3 separate regions of the Homo sapiens genome follow, and regions 2 and 3 are each linked to region 1. Evidence: chromatin contacts called from ENCODE Hi-C or POLR2A ChIA-PET data. All regions are on one chromosome and are shown on one strand. Each heading gives the region's core, a stretch centred on a gene start or an enhancer-like site at or near the end of the contact. The rest is flanking DNA. Distances are from core to core; before and after follow the strand shown. Region 1 overlaps NEK4 (NIMA related kinase 4). Region 2 has its middle 27 kb from the start of SFMBT1. Region 3 overlaps SFMBT1 (Scm like with four mbt domains 1).

Region 1 (2,529 bases), core at 21-2,520:
TGGCAGAACAATTAGCAAGCTTGGGGACAGACCAACAGAAATTATGCAATCCAAATAATGGAGAAAAAGCTAAAATGAAAAATGAACAGAGACTCAGAGAAATGAAGGGCACCATTAACTGCACCAAATATGTATAAAGAAAACACCAGAAGAGGAGAGACAGGAGCAGAAAAAAGTCCAGGCTTGGTGGCTCACACCTGTAATCCCAGCACTTTGGGAGGCCGAGGTGGGCGAATCACTTGAGGTCAGAAGTAAAAGACCTGCTTGGCCAACATGGTGAACCCCCGTCTCTACTAAAAATACAAAAATTAGCTGGGCGTGGTGGCATATGCCTGTAGTTCTGGGTACTTGGGAGGCTGAAGCAGATGAGTAGCTAGGACTACAGACAGCTAGGACTACAGACACACACCACCATGCCAAGAACCCAGGAGATGGAGGTTGTAGTGAGCTGAGATCGCACCACTGCACTCCAGCCTGGGTGACAGAGCAAGACTCTGTCTCAAAAAAAAGAAAGAAGCAGAAAAAAAAAATTTTAAGAAATAATGCCTGAATACTTTACAAATTTATTGAAAAACATTGATCTACATGTCCAAGAAGCTAAATGAACTTCCAAGTAGGATAAACTCAAAGAGATCCACAGACAGACACATTAAGGTTAAAGTGCTGAAAGTCAAAAACAGAGAAAACCTTGAAAGCAGCAAGATGAAAATAACTCATCAGAAGGCAACACCAATAACATTCACAGCTAACATCTCCTCATAAACAATGGAGGCTAGAAGGCAGAAGGATAACATTTGAAGTGCTCCAAAAAACTGTCAAACAAGAATTCCATATCTAGCAAATCTATCATTCAAAAATAAAAGTGAAATAAGGAAATTCCCAGATAAACAAAAGCAGAGAATGTGTGGCTAGCAGACCCACATTACAGGAAAACGAAGTGAAGTTCATCAAGCTAAAAGGATGAGACCCTACACAATAACTCAAAGCAATGTGAAAACACAAGAGTGCTGGTAAAGGTAATTATAAAACACAATACAAACACATTTTGCCTCTCCTTAACTAATCTGAAAAGCTACTGTATGAAACAATACTATAGAAGATGGCAGAGTAAGAAGCATCAGGAATTCATCTCCTCACTCAAGCAAAAATTGTATCTCTTCACTCAACCAGAAATTGTACTGACAGAATCTCTTTTACGTAACTATTTAAAAACTCTGGATTCTCTTGAAGGCTGGAAACATCTGGCGGAAGTCTTAGAAGCTAAATTGTGGTTCACTTCAGCCCCAAGCACTCTGCACCCAGTGGAGACAGTCATGCTGTTCCTGAAGCAGCTTGCATGCTGCTTGCAAGAACCAGGGTAGGCAATAAGAAACCAGTCCTCCAAGTATCAGGGATCTCTGTACTGATAGCTGATTGCTGCTTCTGATCACTGAAGTACAGATATAGAAGCAGGAAACCAATGTTGCAACCATCACTGACACTGTTGCAAACCTCCCTCCCTCTAGCTGAAGTGACTTCCTGGGGATTTAAAAGGCTGGTGCCTTTATTTCTCCCCACTTTATTTTTTTTCTTTTCCCCCTTTTGGGGGCCATACATTGAAGGAGCAGGATGTTCCAAAGCCACTGGGCACGGTGGCTTATGCCTAGAATCCCAGAACTTTGGGAGGCCAAGGCAGGAGAATTGCTTGAGCCCAGGAGTTCAAGACCCGCCTGGGCAACATAGGGAGACTCTGTCTCTACCAAAAAAAAAAATTTTTTTTAATTAGCTAAGTGTGGTGGGGCACGCCTATTGTCCAAGCTACTAAGGAGGCTGGGACAGGAGAATTGCTTAAGTCCAGGACGCAAAGGCTGCAGTGAGCTGTGATTACACCATTGTACTCCAGCCTGGGTGACAGAGCAAGACCCTGTCTCAAAAAAAAAAAAAAAAAGTAACCACATTTACAGGGGAATTTGGAAAGTTACCATGCATGTACATGCCCAGGGGAAAACACAGATTCAGACATGAGAAGGACCTTAAGTTTATACCTGTGACTAATCCCTGGTGATAGTGACAGGAGGTGGCCAAATACCTAGGCAGATGGGGCAGGTTCCCAGTGAAACCCCACCTTCAAGCCAAATCAGTCCGAAGGCTGAAAGACCAGACTGCTGGTCCTGGATGAAACCTGTGATCCAGAGTGGGAACTTCTGTTCCTCTTTGCTCGCCCTTTCCCAATTGATACTTTCTGAATAATGCCTTTTAACCAATCGAATGTTGCCTTTTCTAATACTACCTACAGCCTACCCCTCCCTTATTCTGAGCCCATAAAAAGCCCTGGACTCAGCCATATTAGGGGGACTTCCCCACCTTAAGGTAGGGGGACCACCCTCGCATCCCCTCTCTGCTGATAGCTGTTTCATCACTCAATAAAATTCTTCTCCACCCTCCTCACCCTTCAACATCCAGCGTATCCTTATTCTTCTTGGGCAAGGTCCGAGAGCTCAGAAACTGCTGAACGTGGGTACAAGCTATAACACAAGTGAGCTGGGGCAC
Region 2 (2,529 bases), core at 22-2,521, 350 kb after region 1:
GCATGCACCATGGGTTCCTCACATAGTTCCTCTGGCCCAGGGGAACACGTGTCCTAGAGGCAGCTGCTCCTGGCGTCACTGTTGGTAGGTCCAGATGAAGGACAGGCCTCTGCCTGGGAGTGTCAGGATGCAGAGAGGCTGCCTCATTCCTGCTGCGGCAGCCAGGGTCCCCACACACTCACACTCATGTCAGCGAGGTCACAGGAGGTCGTCTCTACATGAGGCTGTGATAAGGCTGCGTGGGAGCCTGCATGCAGGCTCAGCATCATCCTGCCCGGGCGGGAACCCTGGTCCACCCTTGCTGTAGGACTTCAGTCAAATGACAGCCTCTCTTGACCCTCAGTTTCCCCAACTGCAAAAGTAGCACCCGACAACATGCACTGACCCCCCAGGGCTGCTGGGCGTGCTTGGCTGATGGTTCACTCTCAGAAGTATCTGTCCCTACCCACCTCGTAGGTGCGGTCAGGTGAGTTCTTCTCTGCCTCTGTTTCCACACTGCACCTGGAAGAAGCTGGAGGACCTGCTCTCCTAATTGCTCCTCTACCACTGATGTTGTAAGAAGGGGACACTGACTTGTCACTCTCTGCCAATGTAGGAGCCAGGCACTGTCTCTGTTGGCTCAGGGCTGGGCTCCCAGGAAGTAAAAGCCTAAAGGCTCAGGGAGGCCATTTAAGGTCTAGGGTCCAGTGGACTTTCGGACGCATCGCAGCCTCCGCTGAGCCCTTCTAGCAGGCTTGTGGTGACTGCACCCTGGGGCGGCTGCTCCATTGTTTCCTGTCAGTCCCGCTCATCTGCTCAACAACCCTTTGGAGGAAACACACAGGAGGGTCCTGCCCTCTAGTGGCTGCCGGCGGCCAGGTCTCTCCTCACAGGGCTCCGCCCGCGACCTCAGAGGAGCCCACCGCCCTCTCTGCCTGCTCTAGTGCCTGCCGCACAGCAACAAGCAGGCATTTCCTGGGGGTGAAGCCGAGGCTGGCCCCATGAGCTGACACCCAGCAATCTTCATCTCCGAGCACCTTTGAGTCCTGGGGGGCCCTGCTTCCAGATGTGAGCCCCCAGCCCGTGGGGCTGGGTGGTCCTGGGCTGTGCCACAGGGTTTCAGCCCACCGCGAAGGAGGCCTGACGGTGTCCAGGTCGAGGGCACCTGTGGGCAATGATTGACATAACACTGCAGAGAGAGAGCCTGGTGGGGCACCGGCCTCTGCCCAGGCTGGGTTCCGGGGCCTTCCCCCATGTGCCCACATCCCATGCTTCCCCCGTTACAGCCTCTGCCGTCAGACTGCGCACCAGCATCTGTGGGTGAGGAGAGAACCTGGGCTGGGGCTTGACACAAAAGGGGCTTTGCCTCTGGACACCCCCACCTGTGCCGCAAGTGGAGGGGGCGGGGAAACGGGGAGGAGGGAAAGTAAGCGGAAGTCCCGCCTCTGTGGAAGCGCCTCTGCACCCTTTGTCCCCCAAGGGAAGCACAAGTGTGTGGCCAGTCAGATAAAGCAGGCCTTTCCTTGCCTTTATGGAGCCACGGGCTGAGGCTGGACCAAGGGTCAGTGAGGGGTTCAGGAGGCCCCCTCTGCGCCTCTCTTCCAGGCCCTGAGCCCATCATTCCCTTCGTTGTTAGAGTGAAACTGTGAAGAGCCGCAGCTCTGTGCCGGGCGAAGAGGATTTGGCAGTGAAAAGGATGAGCTTGCCTTGCCCTGGGGGCAACTGGCACCTGGGGTAAGAGGTGGCCGGTGAGAGCCTGAGCCCTCTGGAGAGCAGAGGCCCCGTTGTGCACAGAGCCAGTATACCCAATGCTCGGGGAGCTCCCAACAACCCTACCCAGCCCTGCGGGAGACCACAAAGCTCTAGGGAAGAGCCTGTCCCAGGAAGCACAGGGCTTCGAAGTTCTGACAAGGACATCGGAGTTCCAGGCCCACCCCACACATGCACACACTTCCTGCTTCCAATTAGCACTAATTGGACGACTGGGAAAACCCACAGACCATGAAGCAGAAGCAGTTAGGTCTGCGGGGCCCCGGTGAGGCAGGCCCTGCGAGGGCCCAGGTGAGCCAGGCTCTGGGGGATGGGCCCTGGGGTCTCTGTCTCTCTGAGAGGGGATCAGGTGATCAGGGCCACATCTGCCAGGATCCCTACTGGCCCCTCTGGAAGACGGAAATTGTCCCAGGGCCAGGGCAGAAGCTGGGTGTGGGGGAGCCTGACAAACACCCCCTCTCAGCCTGGCATTTAAGGCTCCCCTAAACCTGGCCCTACCAGCATCCCCCCTCCCAACCTGGTCTCTTTCATTTCTTCTGCTCCTAGTTCTCACTGCCTAAGTCACCCACTGATTAATTCTTTATGTCACTCCATCTATTCATGTATTACGTGTCCAGGAGCCCTCCTGTGGCCAGATCCTGGGACCACAGAGATGGATGTGCCAGGCTTGGCTGGTCAGGTGGACCTTGGAGCCAGGACCTTTTCCAGGGTCCCCAGAGCACTGGATGGTCAGAATCAAAACAGGGCTAAGGCAGGTCCAGGGGAGGGGAGGGTCCTGAT
Region 3 (2,529 bases), core at 14-2,513, 260 kb after region 1:
AGGTCGGAGGTGAAGGGTTAAGATATAGATCATGGGCCGGACGCGGTGGCTCACGCCTGTAATGCCAGCACTTTGGGAGGCTGAGGCGGGCGGATCACTTGAGGTCAGGAGTTCCAGACAGGCCTGGCCAACAAGGTGAAACGTCGTCTCTATTAAAAATACAAAAATTAGCCGGACATGGTGGCATATGCCTGTAATCCCAGCTACTCAGGAGGCTAAGGCAGGAGAATCGCTTGAACCCAGGAGGCGGAGGTTGAAGTAAGCTGAGATCGCGGCACTGCACTCCAGCCTGGGCGACAGAGCAAGACTCCCATCTCAAAAAAAAAAAAAAAAAAAAAAAAGATATAGATCGTGGAGAAATTCAAGAGCTAATAGATAGCACACCAGAGGAATTAACAGAAGACGACTTGATGGAGATGAATAATTCCAAAACCAGTGCCAATAAAGAAGAAGATGTAGAAGAAGCAGTGCCAGAAAATAAATCAACATTGACAATCTGGCAGAAGGGTTTGGATTACTCAGGACTGCTTTTATGACAAGATCCCTCTATGATATGGCACTGAAACTAAAGCAAACAGTGGAAGAGGAGTTGATACCATATAGAAACAGTTTTAGAGGAAGGAAAAAGCAAACATTCAGACAGAAACTATAATGTTATTTCTGAAAAGTTACACCACGTGTACCTGCCCCTCTTGCCTTCCTTTCTGCCTCCTCCCCTCTTCCACCTGTGGCACCCTAAGACAGCAACACCAACCTCTCCTCTTACTCCTCCTCAGCCTACCCAACGTGAAGATGACAAGGATGAAGACCTTTATGATGATCCACTTCCACTCAGTGAAGAGTCAATATTAATATATTTTCTCTTCCTTATGATTTTCTTTGTAACATTTTTTCTCCAGCTTACTCTATTGTAAGAAAACAGTATGTAATATATAACATATAAAATACGTGTTGATTGACTGCTTATGTTATTGTGGTAAGGCTTCTGGTCAACAGTAGGCTATTAGTAAAGTTTTTGAGAAGTCAAAAGTTATATGCAAATCTTCAACTGCGTGTGGGGTCAACACCCCTGTGTTGTTCAAGGGTCAACTATAATATGTATGTTGAATGAAAACAAATGTTAGGAGAAAAAAACTGAACAAGGGAGGAGGACAGGGAGTCCTACTTTTAACAGAGTGATCAAAGCCTTAGTGTTGAGGTAACACAAAACAACACCAGAGGGAAATGAGGAAGTGAGCCATGTGGGTACGTGCGGAAGAATATTCAAGGCAGAAAAACAAAAAGAGCAAAGTCTCTGAAGTGGGAGCTTGTGTGGCGTATTTGAGGCCACAGTGGTTGGAACAAAATGATCACAGCAGAGATGCTAGGAGATGAACTCAGGAAGCTATCAGGGAGTCATATTTTATATGAACTTGCAGGCTGCTGTGAAGATTTTGGCTTTGGGGAAGCCATTGAAGGATTCTGAGCAGAGGAGGAACATAATTTGATTTATCTTTTAAAAGGATCACTCTGCAGCTATGTGAGAAGAAAGCAAGAGCAGAAGCAGGAAGACCAACTAAAAAGACCACAGAATAATCCAAGTGAAAGGTGTTGGTGGCTAGGTCTAGGACAGGAGAAGTGAAAATGTGGAGGAAGATGTAAGATGGATTTGGTGTATGAGAGAAAGAGCAGTATCTGGGCTGACTGAAGTTTCTGGCTTAAGCAACTGGAAGGATAGAACTGCCACTTATGGAAAAAGGGAAGTCTGAAGTAGGAATGGTTTGAGGAAGAAAAATTATGATGAGCTTCAGTGCAAAATAGGGCAATATGATTACTTCCCTCACCACTAAAGGTTTGTTCTTGGAGTTTTCAGGAAAATGTTTTCAATCAACAAAAGTATAATTACTATCTGTGTAGTGTCTCCAATTTATAAGCTTTTTTTCACCCACGATGCTTCATTTGAACATCATAAAAAACTTTTTTAGACAGCAAGAATGGGGCCAATTCTTTTTTTTTTTGCCCCTTGGGAACCTCCTTGTTGGCTTCAATCCCATCTTACATTTCACGTTCTCTAGGTTTACCAATCAGCCTTGAAGGCATTTCCCCATAGCAATTCAGTAATTTATGCTGCCTTGTTTTTTAACATTCCAATTTCAACACCCACATACTTTCCAATACAGGCACTTCAATGACAAATTTTCTAGCTTTCTTTAATGTATGTCTTTCAATAATCTCAGGCATAAATAATCTTTAAAAATTCATACTATAATGAATACTATATTGAATATAGGTAATATATATTATTATAATATATACTGAATACTATACTAAATACTGTGTGTGTGTGTGTGTGTGTGTGTGTGTGTGTGTGTGTGTGTCTATTCATACTATAATGATTCATACTATAATGAGTTTGGAAATATCAGGCTGACCACCCTATAAATCCCTGGTCCACAGTTGGCTAAGTATGACCACTTCGCAGCCCGGCTTCCTTAGCAATTACTGATTAGTACCAGGATATTGAGCACCTCCTCTTTGCCAGATACCAAG

The links. A loop is a pair of places that touch in the nucleus more often than their neighbours do. ChIA-PET counts read pairs that join two places held with the same protein, here RNA polymerase II (POLR2A). Pooled maps may share reads with other maps.
Region 2: a loop to region 1 is called in a pooled map, with 2.3 times the contacts of the local background. The contact joins two enhancer-like sites. A Hi-C loop is called at or near these places in 2 of 168 maps with a recorded cell type or tissue (heart left ventricle and prostate gland) and 3 of 50 pooled maps. POLR2A ChIA-PET finds 5 or more read pairs at or near these places in 3 of 52 experiments (A549, WTC11 and activated T-cell).
Region 3: a pooled map shows a loop between it and region 1 (3-fold over the local background). The contact joins two enhancer-like sites. A Hi-C loop is called at or near these places in 1 of 168 maps with a recorded cell type or tissue (upper lobe of right lung) and 2 of 50 pooled maps. POLR2A ChIA-PET finds 5 or more read pairs at or near these places in 3 of 52 experiments (BJ, T-cell and activated CD8-positive, alpha-beta memory T cell).

What each region holds. Positions count from the first base shown.
Region 1 is chr3:52,719,826-52,722,354 of GRCh38, forward strand. All of the region lies in intron 15 of NEK4 (NIMA related kinase 4), which reads right to left. Among named protein-coding and RNA genes, the nearest start is that of SPCS1, 15 kb to the left of the region's middle. Within about 2 kb of position 1,271, at least 5 of the 41 ENCODE cell types and tissues checked have a DNase peak (open chromatin) inside an H3K27ac peak, as active enhancers do.
Region 2 is chr3:53,072,005-53,074,533 of GRCh38, forward strand. It overlaps a transcript of RFT1 not described here. Among named protein-coding and RNA genes, the nearest start is that of SFMBT1, 27 kb to the left of the region's middle. RefSeq lists enhancers at 639-688, 929-1,546, 1,039-1,158. Within about 2 kb of position 1,272, at least 31 of the 41 ENCODE cell types and tissues checked have a DNase peak (open chromatin) inside an H3K27ac peak, as active enhancers do.
Region 3 is chr3:52,982,413-52,984,941 of GRCh38, forward strand. The region is part of intron 1 of SFMBT1 (Scm like with four mbt domains 1); the gene reads right to left. Among named protein-coding and RNA genes, the nearest start is that of SFMBT1, 62 kb to the right of the region's middle. Within about 2 kb of position 1,264, at least 8 of the 41 ENCODE cell types and tissues checked have a DNase peak (open chromatin) inside an H3K27ac peak, as active enhancers do.